2 separate regions of the Mus musculus genome follow, and region 2 is linked to region 1. A link is a loop called in an ENCODE intact Hi-C map of the cell type or tissue named here. Cell type or tissue: gastrocnemius. All regions are shown on one strand.

Evidence for each region. Peaks named below come from ENCODE experiments on the same cell type or tissue, not always from the same donor. Only the 100,000 strongest peaks of a DNase experiment are listed, where the experiment ranks them.
Region 2: a loop joins it to region 1, with 2.2 times the contacts of the local background. A loop is called at or near these places in 5 of 42 quality-filtered maps.

The regions. Positions count from the first base shown.
Region 1 is chr10:42,837,666-42,845,665 of GRCm38, reverse strand. No RefSeq gene overlaps it. Among named protein-coding and RNA genes, the nearest start is that of Scml4, 19 kb to the left of the region's middle. In gastrocnemius, CTCF peaks have their summits at 3,119 (motif pointing left) and 3,716 (motif pointing left); DNase peaks (open chromatin) are centred at 2,057, 3,125, 3,727 and 3,915; H3K27ac peaks cover 569 bases.
Region 2 is chr10:42,886,295-42,894,294 of GRCm38, reverse strand. All of the region lies in intron 1 of Scml4 (Scm polycomb group protein like 4), which reads right to left. Among named protein-coding and RNA genes, the nearest start is that of Gm34006, 22 kb to the right of the region's middle. In gastrocnemius, no CTCF peak of the experiment used is centred here; DNase peaks (open chromatin) are centred at 259 and 3,773; H3K27ac peaks cover 3,272 bases.

The sequences.
Region 1 (8,000 bases):
TTACTAAAAAAAACCCCCCAGGCCTCAAGCAGCCAATCAGAAACTGCCCTGCCATTAGAAGCTGCCCCACCACCTGGCCAGAGGCAAGTGCCATGGGTCAGCAACAGTTTCCAGACTTCCCCAGCAACAGTTTTCAGCCCCCCATTGTCCCAGCCGTGGTTCTGGAATGTCCCTAGAGATAGAGCCAACAGATTAAGAAAACAGTCACCTACCTCCTCCCAGAATTCCCCTAATTTGCTTTAAATCAGGCCTGCAAGCTCACTTGGGCGCCTCCATCTTGGTAGATGGTAGACCCCAGCATGCTGAACTTCTGCAGGATAAAACACTCTTTGCTTTTGCATACTATTTGAGTCCTGGGTATCATTCTTCAGTGAAAAATGGACCCTTATATACAGGCATGCCATCAGCTTGGGTTTTGGTTGATTTTGCAGGTAGTCGAGTTGGCAACAAAAGTGAACCATCAGAGGCACCCAGTAGTGGTGCTACTTTGTGGCTGTGTGTTGTCTGTATGTCCTTGCTTTTCCTCCCAGCCCCTGCTCCTGGAATATCGACTCTGAGACTCAAGCATATTTACAAACACTGTGGTCATAAGTTTTGGCTTGTTCTCTGGCTAGCTCATAAATTAATATCCCATTTAACCTAAGTTCTGCCATGTGGCAGGTTGCCTCTGCTCAAGGTTCCATGCATCTGCTCCACCGTAGGGTTCCCCAGGACCAAAGTCTCCTGTGCCTCACTCTATCCCAGAATCCTTTCTGCCTCCTGGATATCCCACCTTCTATTCTAACCTCTCCTATAGGCCATAGGGTTTTTAATTGACAAGTGATGCATCCACACAATACACAAGATATTCTCTCTACACTACTTCTCTATAGTGCCAGTGCTGCTACAGTTGTGAGCATTTCCTGACCAAGCCTCCTGACACCCAAGGCTCTGTCTACTATGGCACAGAGGGGACTCCAGAGTCATCTCTGCACCACTGAATAGCTGGTCACACACGAGGGTTCCCTTGGTGCTATGGACTGACTTGTGTACAGCCTCAAACAAGCTGTGTTAGGATCCTAGTCCCTAAAATCTCAGAATGTACCCTATGGAGACCTAGGTGAGTTGAAATGATGTCTTGGGTGTGGGCCCTAGTCCCATGGGACAGGCATCCCGTGAAAGAAAGAAATTTGGACACAGGGACAGGCACACACACCGATGACATGAAGAGGCAGAAGATGGCTGTCCAAGGAGGGTCACCTCACATAGATCTTCCCTAGAAAGAGCCAGGCTTCCCACTGCTTTACCTTAAGATACACAGCTTGCAGGACTCTAAATCTCTGCTGTTTAAGGACACACCATTTGAGAGACCCTGTTACAGCAGCCTCACATACTAGCATATCTAGCTTCCGGATTGCCAAGGCCAGATTGTTCAGGGGGAAACACCATGACTCCAAACAACTTGAAGAGGAAGGGGTTTATTTCAGCTTATAGGTCTACCTCACAGACCATCTCTGAGGGAAATCAGGGCAGGAACCTGGAGGCAGGAGCTGATACAGAGGACATGGCAGGATGCTGCTTACTGGCTTGCTCCCTGTGGCTTGCTCAACCTGCTTTCTTATAGAACCCAGGACCACCAGCCCAAGGGTGGTACCACCCACAATGGGCTGGGCTCTCTCACAACAGTCATTTATCAAAAGAAAAACACAAAAAGGAGTCGCAGCCTTCCCCACAGGCCCATCTGTTAGGTGTACTTTCTCACCTGAGGTTTTTCTCTCCCCAAATTCCAGTGTATCTTATATAAATTTGACATGAAACGAACTTGCATGAAGGTCGTGACCACAGAAGCAAGTATCTATGGCAGAGCCAGTCTCATCTCAGATGGGACCCTACAGAGGGGTGAGAGAGGAGCTATGCACAGGGCAACCAGTGTTACTGGGATCCTTGAAGAGATCTGCCCCATTACACTGGGCTGAGTCTGTCCCAAATGCCATGTAATGGACACAGAGTTCTGTGCACCACTCACTGGGTGTGAACTCAGTGTCCAGATGTGAAGTTCCCAGAAGGCTCTTGGCTCAGGGCTGGTAGAGGTGAAATGAGGACAGTCATATTCCTGCCCAGTGGGACAGTTCCTGTGTGGCTCAGAGCCCAGTGCAGAAGCAAATGCCCTGAAATAGCAAAACACAGATTTGCACAATTAAAACGTTATTATACAAATTATTAAGGTCCCCAAGAAGGAAACAGGCCATAGGCATCAAGAGCCACAATTTTTGCTGATTAAAATAATTAAGATGGTTCGTTTCTTTTCTCTTCCTTTTAATCAGTGAAAGAGTTGGCGATGTGAGAGGAGCCAATGCCACAGGGCAGAGCTGTACCACAGCTTCCTGTAACAGAGAGAAGGCTTTTAAGAAAACTTACAAGCCTTCATGCCTACTTTGCCTCAGCCCCAACCCTTCCCTGCCTGCCTCCACCAAAACTCATTCCTATCCAGGAAAAACAAAAACAAACAAACAAACAAACAAAAAACCAACAAAAAAACAGTGGATTCAAAGTTGAATTTGCTTATCAGAAAAATAAGGAATTTCTTTTTGTGTTATTATATGTCTCAGATACTTCATGGGATATACATGACAAAAATTAATTTGTTGTTTATCTGAAATTCACATTTAATTGAGTATCCTTTTGTAAAACCTTAATCTTCGTCGCACAGTAAGTTCTAGACAGAGCTGTAGATAAGTGTGATGGGGTGCCTGTAAGGATAGAATTTGCAGCATGGCCAGGTGACCTTTGAGTCCTTCTCCAGGGCCCCAAGGCCCTGCTCTTCAGAAGCTGTGAAGGTAGCTGTCCACTCCCACCTTAGGAGGACGAGGTTGGCGCTATCCACCTCAGCCGAAAAGAGAAGGAACAGCGACTGTCATCAGCTCCCAGAGAGCCTTGAAGAAGCAGCTGGCTCTAGGGTGGGAGATAGTCGGAACCAGCCCTGTAAAACTAGATGGGTCAAGCCACCCTGAACTCCAGAGGGGCTGCCGCAGGAACATAGCTGGGAGGAGTCCTGGAAATAGAGGACAGCACTGTGGGACTCAGGGCATGGGCCAGGTACCCTGAGCATCCAGCAACCCTCCTCAGCTACCTCGCGCCCCCTGGCGGCCATAGCTAGTCAAGCATGTACGCGTTCCTGATCCCAAAATCCAGCAAGGGAGAGGGGGGTCCCCAGGGAACAGTGCTTCCTCAGTGGCCACTGATCTGAAAGTATCACTTTCAGTGTCACTTTGCAGTGACTACCACCGCAAGTTGCTCACGGCATCTGCCCTGTCCTCAGTTCCTGCTGCAAATGAAGCCTCTGGCTGGATGTCCCAGGAGAGATTACAACCTTGTCTAAGGACATCTTTGCCAAATGAAGTCTGCTCTAGTGAGGTCAAGGCAGCCTAGTTAGTGTCTTCAGACCCCACCACATGACCCCCTGGGCGGAACAGGATGGTTCTGTCTCTTCAAATAGGCTTAAGTGGTGGGGAGGTAGCCAGTGGTAAAGCATATTCAGCTCACATGAGGTTTCTGTCATTGACATCTCAAATATAGAGCTTGTTTGAAAGGTGTAAACAGGACGAGAGTGACAGCCCAGCAGTTAAGAGCACTCACTGCTCTTTCAGAGGATCTGGTTCCGTTCCCAGCCCACAACTGTCTGTAACTCCAATTCCAGGTGGAGCCGGGCCACAGCACCCTCTTCTGGCCTCCGTGGGCATTACACCACGTGGCTCACTATCTCACAGGCAAAATATATACATCAGGTGAAAAAAAATTAAGGTGCAAGTAAAAGACTGTACACCGAGAATGTCTTCCTCATCCCCCGAGCGCAGCACTTCCCAGCTCGGCTTGCTGACTCAAACAAAAGGACGGAAACCTGCGCTCTCAGTTGACGTCAGCAGCTTCAGCCTCATGGCCCTTCCATAAGTCTCTAGACCAAGCAGCCCTCCAGTAGGAGGTGTCCTGAGTGCGAAGCCAGAGTTGCCTCAGCTCCTCCTGTGCCCCAGGCTGTTAAAGGGCGGAGGCAGCCAGCACTGTGTTCACGGGACTGATTTTCTTCGTCAGTTTTGCTATGATTATCTGTCTGGATTTTACCCAAATGCTTCTGAGATGTTGCTATGAGGTGGGGCTTTTTGTTTGTTTTTGTTTTTGTTTGTTTGTTTGTTTTGGTTTTTAAGGGCAATGATGTTTAAACCACTAGATCAAGTCAAGCAGATTACCCACCTTCCTGGCCTCATCCAATCAGGTGAACGCCTTAAGGAAGTGGCTCATTCTTTCCTGAGGAAGGAATCCTGCCATTAGATGCCTTTTGACTCCAGACTGAAGAGCCACTCTCCTGGGGCTCCAGACTGCCAGGCTATCAAGGATATTCCAGACTAGCTGTATTTCATGTGTTTTGTATATGATAGGATCTGTGATCTTTTGGGGGGTTTTGGAGACAGGGTTTCTCTGTGTAGTCCTGTCTGGCTTTGAACTCAGAGATCTGCCCAAGTGTTGGGATCAAAGGCATGTGTCACTATTCCTGCCGTTTTTATTTTCAGAAATGGTCTCACACTGTAACCCAGGCAGGCCTTGGACTTGAAGCAGTTTACATGTGCTGTGGTGAACATGTGGAGTGCTGCGAGCCTGTGCTTTAACCAGCCTCTGCCCACGGACGTGTATGAGGGGGGAAGAGAGGGATTGTTGTGTGAAATGATACATTCCTCCGCCCCTGGAGAGAGGGGGACGTTCAGGACACTCAAGGAATGTATGGGGCTCACAGGGCTGAGGCTACATAAGCAGTAGATAGTGGGGGGCTCTTGGGGAGACAGCTGCCTACAAGTTGTGCAGGACCCTCCAAGGACACAACTTTCATCCGTCCTCACCTGTACCAGGTGGGCTTTGAGGGAAATGCAACCACCCAAGTCGTCCTCGCTTCTGTATGTCACCCTTCATGCATGTTCCTATAAGTGCCCCCTCCCAAAACAAAACAAAACAAACAAACAAACAAAAAACTCAGTGGTTCGCAAAGCCAGACTTAGATGGAATAATTTCTTTGGTCTGCTGTTGCCCCATGGGGACAAACAGGCATCCTGTTCAGGTCACTGTGAGAAGTAATGCAACAGACACATGAACTGTGTTTCCGTTTTCCTTTCCTTAATAGAAAATGAGCCTCAATCGCTTTTCGGGGATTCGTTGGCCATGAAGATGCTGGGTTTTATGAAGTGTGGTAGACATGCAAAGAAGACCAGAGCAAGGAAGACCTACCCATCTGCGGCGGCGCATGGGGTCAGCTACAGACAGCAAACAGCTCTCTGGAAGCTGCCTTCACCACACAGAACCACTTCAAAGCGGTTCACTTTTAATTATGTGTACACGTGTAGGGAGGATATGTACACATGAGCGCAGTGTCCACAGAGACCAGAAGAGGGCATCAGGTCCCCTGAAACTGGAGTTGTAGACTACCGGATACAGGTGCTGGGAGCTGAACCCCAGTCCTCCGTAGCTGCCCAGCCATCTCTCTAGACCCATATAGAACATTTTACTCGGGGTCACCTCCTGGTGGCTCAGCTCTGACTTGGTGGGAGGGCTCCAGGCCCACCCGTCTGTCAGTACAGGGCAGTGGGCTTCACACCTGAGCTTCCCGCCAGCTGGCCCAGGTCTGCACTGGGGCCAACTCCTTTCCCAGTCAAAGATGCTTCCTCTTGCATTTGTTTGAAAGTCCTGATTCCTAAGAAACATTTTAGGGGGAAAAAAGAAATCTTTTGTACTTCCCACCCCTCAGGATCTGCCCCTAAAAACTGTTTAGGAAGGAAGGGCTGTTTTCAAGTCACTAGCCCATTTTCTTCCCAACCCCTGCCATTTTTTTTTAAGTTTGTTGTGATTTTGCTTAGTGGAGAGGCCAGTTTTCTGCCAGTTACGTGGATGGCAGACACCTTCCCCACTCTGTGGCCTCGCTTTTATGCTCCCTCACTGTCTTTGAAAAACAAGAGACTCGTCATTCAAATACCATTCAACTTTTCAATTTGTTTTTTCCATTGGGGAATGTTTATTGCATCCTGCTTAAAATGTATTTTCCTACCCTTGGGTGATAAACATATTCTACATTATTTTCTAAAAGACCCCATTGTTTTGCCTTTCAAAGTTAGAATTAGATGCCACCTGGGTTTAATTGTTGTATACGGCAAGAGACAGGACCATGTATCATTCCTCCCCCCAAATGGACGTGCTAGCGTCGAAATTCTGTATCCTAAAATGCCTCTCGCCATACACCACCCCAGCGTGTCCTCTGGCACCAGCCTGGTGCATACATCAAGTGGGTACCATCCACAAATGTGGCTTATTCCAATGCCAAACTAGATCTCCTCTCCCCCTCTCCATTTTAGTTTTATTGTGGCAAATTACACAAAATGAAAGTTACCACATTAGTTAGACATTTGGTACGCATCCTCCAGTGCTACTTAGTACACTCATCATAGGCAGCCATCGCCACCATCCACCTCCAGAGAACTTTCTGTCTTGTAACACAAGTGCTGTGCCGATTGCACGGTAGGAAACTCCCCACCTTTCCTTCCTCCAGTGTCAGAAACAACTGCTTTACTCTCAGCTTTGGACAACAGTAAAGTGCCTCAAATACTGAGAATCACAGAGCAGCTACCTTTTGTGACTTATATTTTCCATAGCACAATATTGTGTATGACGCCAAGGTTTGTGTGTGCTTTAGCATGTGGCAGAATCTATTTCCTTCTTAAGGCTGAGTAGCCAGTTCATTTTGTCTGTTTGTTCAACAGTAGTTGCTTGCGTCATTTCCTGTAACCATTCTTTTACCTACCACCCTTCTCCACCCCAATCCCATTCAACCCCCTAACACTAGGTAGGAGAGAAAGAGGTGTTTAGAGGAGAAAGAGGTGTCCATCTCTTTAGACTATTTCCTGCTGACTAGGAGTGTCAAATTCCTTGGGGCAGTGTTGATCTTCTTCATCAAAATATCCTATTTCTTCTTGTCTCTTTGCTCACAACCACTTGACAAACCACAGCAATAGAAACCACCAGCAGCAGGAAGAGCAGTAGCCTCCCCTACCTCTCTGAACTCTGGCACGTTTTATACCCTTTCAAGAGTCCCCAGAATTCCAAACGTAAACTATTCCGCAGCTGGCAGAATCACGCCCCTGCCAGAGCATGAGACAAATCATAGTCAGCTGCTGCAGACAATCTGAAGCAGCCCCATATCCGTACCCAGGGTTAAAACATAATCACATAACATAACTGGGTTTTTTAAAGAAACCAACATTTCTCACTACACCTGTTTCCACGTTTTAGCTATTTACAGCAAGGATCACACTGTACCAACATCTACTGTCATATCTGTCAGGTACACAGCAGAGACCGCTCCCCCAGGCCAACTGAGGAGCCACTGTGGTGGGAGCATCTGGGGGTCAGTGGAGCATCTGGGGATCAGTGGAACAATGCACAAGAGTCCCAGCTTCCTCGGCTTCTTGCCAACACTTGTTACTTTGTTTCCTTTACAGTAGCCAGGTTACTGACACTGCACTTCTGTAGTTGAGCAACTCCTGGTGAATTTACTTGAATATTTTTATAATCTTCATAAAAGTATTTATCCAAGCCTTTGTCCAATTTTGAAGCAGGTAGCTTGTTTTTTTTTTTTTTTGTTTTTTTGTTTTTTTTGGTGAGTTTTTTTAACTTCTCTATATATTCAGGATATATATTTACATAGAATTTTATTTAATATTTAATTTTATATAACTATTTTTCCACTTTGTAGCTTTTCTCTATGTTACCCTCCCCATTTTTAAAAAGATGTTTTCCTGTATAGCCCAGGCTGCCCCTGAAATTTTGGTCCTCCCAAGAACTAGGCTTATAGACATTTTCCACGAAATCAAATTTGTCTATTTTTTAAAATTTTGTTGTGCATACCTTAGGTGTCTTATCCAAGTGATCACTGCTAGACTAAGAGCATGAAGGGTTTCCCTGTATTTTTTTTTCCTAAGAGTTTTTTATAG
Region 2 (8,000 bases), 49 kb before region 1:
CCCATATCTATATGAATATTCACTGGACACTTAGGCATTCGTGGGGCACTCTGAGGTTGTGTGAGGCAACTGGGCAAGCCTTCCTGCAGACAGAAAGATACACCCACATGGTTGTTTAAGGAAGAGACTCTGTCCTTCCAGTAAGAGCTGGAAAGACAGCCTGGAAGAGCAAAAGGTGCCAGAAGCCAGAAACAAAGATGGACTTAGCCTGCTCCTTCAGGAGCCTGGGAAATTAGCCAACCAGACGGCACTGGAACTACTCAGGAGCTGTCTTGTTTCTGTCTAGTAAGAAACAGACGAGAAGCAGCAGGACACAGGACGGGATGGGAAGCAAGAGGTAGGGACCGGACACGAGGGGACAAGAGTGGAAACCAGACACGAGGGGACAAGAGTGGGGACTGGACACGAGGGGACAAGAGTTGGGACCAGACATGAGGGGACAATAGTGGGGACCGGACACTAGGGGACAATAGTGGGGACCGGACATGATGGGACAAGAGTGGAGACCGGACACAAGGAGACAATAGTGGGGACTGGACATGAGGGGACAAGAATGGGGACTGGACATGAGGAGACAAGAGTGGGGACCAGACATGAGGGGACAAGAGGTGAGACAGTATGAAGGGTCCTAGGTCCAGGTGGAGACAGTCATCACAGCTCAGGGACTTGTGAAGTCAGATTTTGCTAGCCTCAGACAAAATGAGCTCTGGGGTACAGCAAGAGTCTGTGAATAGGTCTGGGGAGTTTTCTGGGAAATCAGGAGAAGAAAAAGGAAAGCACATTTTCTCCCAACTTCAAAGCAAACTGGACTCTGTGTGTGACAATTAATCGTTTCAGAACTACCAACAGATCCATGACAAACACTGCTAGAAGATGATGCCTTTGTTTATAATGTGTCACTGGCTCCAGAAGGACTAACCCCCTTCTAGTTTAAGGGTTAACCAATTAAGATTTACTTGAGAGAAAGAACAGGGTAGTTACATGGAGGTCGGAAGCATGAATTAACCCCAGACTGTTGACAGCTGCCCAGCATTTGACAAGCTGTCTCAGAAGTTTCCGAGACAGATATTAAGTAGCATATGAGCAGGAGGAAGATGCAGTAGGGTAGAGTTCACGACTAATGAGCCACACCCAATTTGGGTGACATCACAGCTCTACAGGTTGCCTCTAGCCACAAGCTTCTGGTTTCTGGTTTAGTTGTCAGCTTCTGGGAACAGGGATGAAGGTTTGGAAGGCAGACGTGCCAAATAATGAGCTTGGGAGAGGTGTCCAGTGCTACAGATCACAGAGCTGGGATTCAAAAATGTTTTATATGTGGAGACAAAATTAACTGAGGGAAACTCAAAGATACCCTACCGTCCCAAGATGTCCAACAGAGCCAAGACAGGAGAGACTTCCAGTGTGAAGAAGATGTAGTGGGGCCGGAGAGATGGCTCAGGGGTCTTCTTGATCATTTGTTGCTCTTCAAGAGTACCTAGGTTTGGTCAATCCCCAGTCCCCCCATGGGGGTTCACAACCAACCATAACTTCAGTCCCAGCCCACCTGACACCCTCTTCTGGCCTCTGTAGATAACAGGCATGCATGGGGTATACCGACATACATACAGCCAATACACCCAGAGACATAAATACAAATAAATAAATCTTTTCTAAAAAGATTTAAGAGTTTTAGTTGAAAAACAAAAAACAAAAACTAGTTCTGACTATGACCTAGGCCATTTGATGGAGGAGCCTCTGGAACTAAGACCAGAGTCCAGCTAAAAGAAACAATACTGCCATTGTCCGCAGAACAGCTGGTGTCCCAGGCAGCATTAAAAATAAATATTGACTCTAATGGGAGTGAAGGGCAAGGCATATAGAGCTTTCCATTGTGTAATGGTCAAAAGTAAGGACGTCTAGCCAGGAGGGAAATTATTCTGTGTGGCAACATGGGGTGGATCCATAATACTACCAACAATGTATCACAACAGTCCCGAGAGCCAACCTCATCACACCGCATTAAGAATTTAGAGAAAGAGAAGGAAGCAAAAAATAGAAGCAATCCAGTCTGCTGAAGGGCAAGGGGAGAGAGACAGACAGAGATAGAGACAGAGATGCAGAGACACAGAGACACAGAGGCAGAGACACAAAGACAGAGATAGAGAGACAGAGACACAAAGACAGAGATAGACAGAGACACAAAGACAGAGTATTTATATTGATGATCTTAAATTTTAAAGTTATTTAAACAAGCAGTCCAAAAACTAGATATTTCTTTACACAAACAAAATTTCACTCTTGAATCAAAACAACAAAGAGAAATTATCTGAGACAGGTCTCATGTAACCCAGGCTGGTCTCAGACTTGCTATGTAGAAGAAAATGTCCTGGAACTTCTGATCCACCTGCCTCCCACAACCCAAGAGGCAGGCACCACCGTTCTTGGTTATGTGGTGCTAGAAATGGAACCTGGGACGTCAGGCCTGAGAGACAACCACTAGCAACTCTGCTATATCTCTGGCCTGAGAAATACAATGACATTTCAACACACACACAACACACACACACACACACACACACACACACACACACACACACACACACACACACACATTTAAATCAAAGTTGCGCATTGTGCCACCTACATTCCAGGCACTGAAGCAGGATGATCAAGAGTTCCAAGCTGATCTAGGCTATACAATAAAATCTTTCAAAACATATTTAAAATAAAAAGCACTAATTAAACAAATAACAACTCTGGATTCTCATTATCCATGGCCCAGTCATTCAAAAGCAGCTGAGGGGGAATCAATGTCCTGTATTTCAACAGCAAGCAGAAGTAAATGTCTGTTACTTCTTGGCAGGAGAGGAAGGAGGAAGGACACCTGGAGGCGAATCCCTAACTCCAAGGAGCTCAATTTCCTAAGGATATTGACGCCTATTAAAATGAGAAGGGCAGTGTAGGAAAACAGAATTACTGTCCCATCCCAGCCATCAATCTCTCTTACTGAGGTCTTGTTACTGGTCTCTCGTTACATCTCATAATAGATTTTCAAAAAGTATCTTTGTGGTGAGGCCCAAGGGCCAGAGGCAGTGCTTGAAGACCTGACTAAGCGAGGGGCTCACTGCAGAGTGACTTTCAAAGAAGGGACGCTGATGGCACGGGTTTGATTGGATTGAACCGAGTAGATTTCAGTGGGGAGTCTCAGGATGAGGTATTTAATAAACCTTAGTCGAATCGAACCAGACTGGCAAAATAAATGACCATCAATCCATATCCTGGGACATGGTGATTTCCTGAGACAACAATCTCCCTGTCCCAAAGCAGTCCACCGGGACCATTCAGGCTTCCCCAGTTGCTGACAGGGCAGGGTCTCTAGGATTTATAAATCCATTAGAAAATGACAGTACAGGTAGCCAATGGCTATGTGCTGTTAACTCATTTTCATACTATTCAAACCGCATAAAAGAGGGATATATATTTGGAGATGCATTGATTTATATGGTACACCTAAATATAATGTCTAATTTTAGAGTAGCCCATTAATGTATTGATTCAAGTCTAGTTGCGAGTATCAGACAGATGCTGGAATTCTTAAGTATCCTCTGATAGCAGATTGACCCGTGAACTAGTGTCCTAACACAGACCTCATTAATTACCCCACACTCGATAGCTTGCAACAGCTAAAGTGGGTCCTCACACCAGAGGCCAAAGTCTGAGGTCAAGGCAGCAGCTGCACTGGTTTTAGTCTTGGCAGAGGGGCTGAAATCCACTCTGCTGATTTAGTCTTGGGACCTGGCCGAGGGCCTGACATCCACTCTGCCCTTTTCCTGGCTCTCATGATTGCCACCAGTCCTGGCATGATTTGATGAGTAGCTGCATCAGTCCAGTTTCTTCCTCCATTGCTCCAAGACTTCTTCTCTTTCTCCATCTCCACAGTCATAGTAGGATACTAGCCATTGAACTTATGGCCACCAATCTCAATGTCATCTCATCTTAGCTAGCTAATTACATTTGAAAAACTGTATTTCTAATATGTTTGAAGCCTGGAGGTCTGTGTGGCTATAACTTTTGAGAGGGGCACTGCTCAACCTCACACAAATAGTTTATATTAATCATTCCATGCAAGACTACTAACTATAGTTTAGCAGGTATGGTCTCCACTAATTAACTCAATGTGCAGTGCTTTCTTATTTCATCTTCTTTTCCAGACAGATCTTCTGTCACCGAGGCTGCCCGTGAACCCCTGACCCTTCTAACTGCTCTTCATCCCTATGCAGATTACAAAGATAAGGCCACCACACCAGGTGCTAATCCAACACAAAGTTCTATAGATTAATGCTACCATGTAAGGCCACCTAATTTTTCACAAATTTAGGGAACTACTTTTATCCCTTTTTAAGATTTTTTTCTCAAACAGATAATTGGATTATTGAGGGATAATTTTTCATACACTCAAGCTCACAGATTTTAAAGACACATTTGAGTTTTTAGCAAAAGCATATACCAGTGTAACCCATTCACCAAGCAAAATAACTGGCTGTGGGACTGAGAACATAGAGCCCAGTGGTAGAGCATTTCCCTGGCATGGACCAGGACCTCGAGTTTAACCTCCTGAACCTCAAAACATTATCTATATCATCTCATTAGGTTTATTGTGCCTTCCCCCAGTGATCACTATTGCTTCGGTGGCAATGATTATCTACCTACTAGACTATTCGACCTACACTTATAGGGATTTAATGATTCACACCCTTGCATCTGGCTTCTCAGCTGGGAGAGCAGGCATTTCAATCCCATGGTCCTTTGCACTGCACCCCACAGCAGGATGGAAGGACAACCTGCCCATCATCCACCTGGCTGTTTATTAGAGCTGTTTGCAATTTTAAGCTGCTTTTAAAATTCTGCCAGCAACACGCATGTGTGGATCTTGTATCTGATGTCCGTTTGCTCTTCTTTGGGCTGACGATGGGACTGAATTGCTGGGCCATGGCTTAGGTTTCCATTGAACTTTGTGTGTGAACAGCCTTGATCCTTCCCAGCAATGTTAGAGTAACAGAGCAATGGTTCTGCAGCCTCTGCTGGGGAGCTGCTGGGCTCTCAAGGTAGCCATTCCAGCGGGTGCAAAGCGATCCTCTTTTCCTTCATGCATGGAGACGTTGGGTGTCTTTTTATGTATAGGTTGTCATTCATATACCTTCTGTTTAAAGTGCCTGTTCTAGATTTTTGCACATATTTCCATTGCTTCTATTGTTACTGTTAAGCTATAAGAATTCTTTATATAGTCTTAAACATGTCTTTTGTTCAAACACACACATATATATATACACATACATACATATATATATATACACATACATATATATATACATATATATACACACATACATACATATATATACATACACACACATATATATATATGTATATGTATGTTTAATATATATATATTAAAACTTCACTACCCTCTTTGGCTTACTATTCACTTTCCAAATAGTATCTTGTCTGTCTTATTTATGTGCCTTTTTATTCAGTGCTGAGGACTGGACCTAAGGTCTGTACATGCTAGACAAGCACGCTCTCACTGTGCCCCACACCACACCAGCCTCTAAATAGTGTCTTTTATCAAACAGATGTGTTAGATGTTTTTTTCTGGTCATTGGCTTCTGCATCTAAGAAACCTATCATACTCCAAGCATGACCAGTCTGCTTTCTTCCACCTGCTGCCTTGTCTCACCTCTTGCAGGCTGCTGCTTACCCCATCTTCAGTTAATGACTGTGTGGCTGTGAGTCACCCAGAGCAGTTCAAAAGGCTACCTTCCCCTTCCTGTTGATGTTCTGCGGCTCCTCTCTCAAAGTCTGCCAGGCCCATGAACTGGAGTCTATTTCTGGACTCTGGTTTGTTGATTTGTTTTGGTTGTTATTTGTTTGGTTTTATTGAGATGTGTTGGGCCATGGATGACGCGATACTCACTGGGTATTCCAGAGTAGCGCTGGGGTTACAGGTATGAGACACCATGCCAGCTGTTTTCAGACTCTTGATTTTATTCTGTCGACATAGCTCTGTATCCTTGTACTGACACCCAAGTCTCTAGGTTACCACGACTCGTAGTAAGTCTTGAAACGAGACAGGCTGCACTCTCAGCTCTGTGTTCCCTTTTCAGAACTAGTTTCTGACAGTGTTGGCATGCCCACGGCCCTGTGTTCCATCAGCATCACAAAATTATTTTGAAAATTTCACCCAAATTAAAAAAAAAAACCTACCGAATTTTTATTGGGGATGCTTCAAATCTATGAGTAATTTAAAATGGACTGAAAATTTCACAATATGTGATTTACAGTTCTTACATGTATTGCTGGTTTCGGCTTCCTTGGGGCTCTGTGGTTTGTCCATGAGCTAGTGCTACCGTTTTCAGTGGCATGCCTCATCAAGTATATTCTGGTTTTGATACTTCTGTGGATGGGAGTAAGTAAATGCTAACTCCCAGAAACTGTCTTTTACACAGACATGCAATTGAATTTTTTCAATATACATTATTTTATTGTAATTTTAATAAACAATATATAAATAAATACATAAATTTTACTGGTAATATGAATTCTTAGGAAGTTTGCCGAATTACTGTATGTAAGAAACTGATCATCAGATATTTAAGAACACTCAACATCAAAAGCTTTAAATCTAACTGTACGTTGTAGCCCCTCAAAAACTCCAAACTGCATTTTAAAAAAATTTTTTTTTCTCTACAAAGAGTCTCATCAGCTATGCAAAACTGTATACTTTTTATGCTGAAGCTAATGTTGAGCTGCACTTGAGTTTTTAGCAACACACACATTATAGGACAGCCATTTCTTCCTCCTCCTCCTCCTCCTCCCCCTCCCTCTCCTCTTCTTCTTCCTCCTCCTCTTTTTCTCCCCTTCTTCCTCCTCCTCATCTTTTCTGGTTCATTCTTCTTCTAGCTGGCTGACCTAGCAGGCCCCTTCTTTGCTGCTTCCCACCCTGACACAGTCGGCAGCCACGCCCTTCTATTCTCCTGTAGTTTAGTGGCTTATTCAGTTGTTTACCCTTGGCTGACGACTGCTCAGACCCCATTTCACCCAGCGTCTATGCGTTCTTTCCCCCACACAGGCCTGGGCGTTCACTTTTGATCTTTGGGTGCTTGCTGCTCAGAGCAAAGCAGGAAGAAGTCATTTAGGAACATTAAAGTCTTTTTTTTTCTTTCCTTTCTTTTCACCTTTGTGAGGAACTTAACCCTTCACCTCCCTGACATGTCAGCTTTGTCACTACGTGTCACACTGGGGCATTTCTTTGAGAAACTAAAGAAATTAATTGTGGATTTCTTCCTGTGCTTCTCCCAGCAGGTCTGCATGAAGGCAGGGGAGGACACTGTGTCCTGCAGCTTGCTGGGGTCTCCACTGCCCACGCTGAAGGAGAGGCATCTGCCTAACATGAGCTCGTCGTCCCTCAAGGCCCAATAGAGATTCTTCCTCCATAACTGATTCTTGATACAGCCACTCAATTCCACTAGCAAACTAATCGTTTGACCATGTTTGGGGCCATGTTTTAAACATTCCTTTGGATTTTTCTATATGCACAATCATGTCATCTGTGGATTTAAAATTGTATTTCTTTTTCTTTAATTTTTAAAATATTTATATTTATTTCATGTGTTTTGCTTTGTGTATTTATGTGTACTGTATGCATGCCTGATGCCTGTGGAGACCAGAAGAGGGTGTCAGCACTCCTGGAACTGATGTGGCAGAGGGTTGTGAGTAACCATGGGGTGCTGGGAACCAGATTCAGTGTAAGAAAAGCAGACACTGAGCCGCTCCTAGGCCCCAAGGTGGTATTTCTTTTTTAAAAGTATATTTCTAGAGCTGGGGTGATGGCTCAATCCATTTATTGTTCACCACACAAGCAGAGGACCTGAGTTTGTGTCCTCTGCACCCATGTTTTAAAAACTTAAATGCAGGGGATGGAAAGAGAGCTCAAACATTACAAGAGCGCTTTTGGCTTCCAC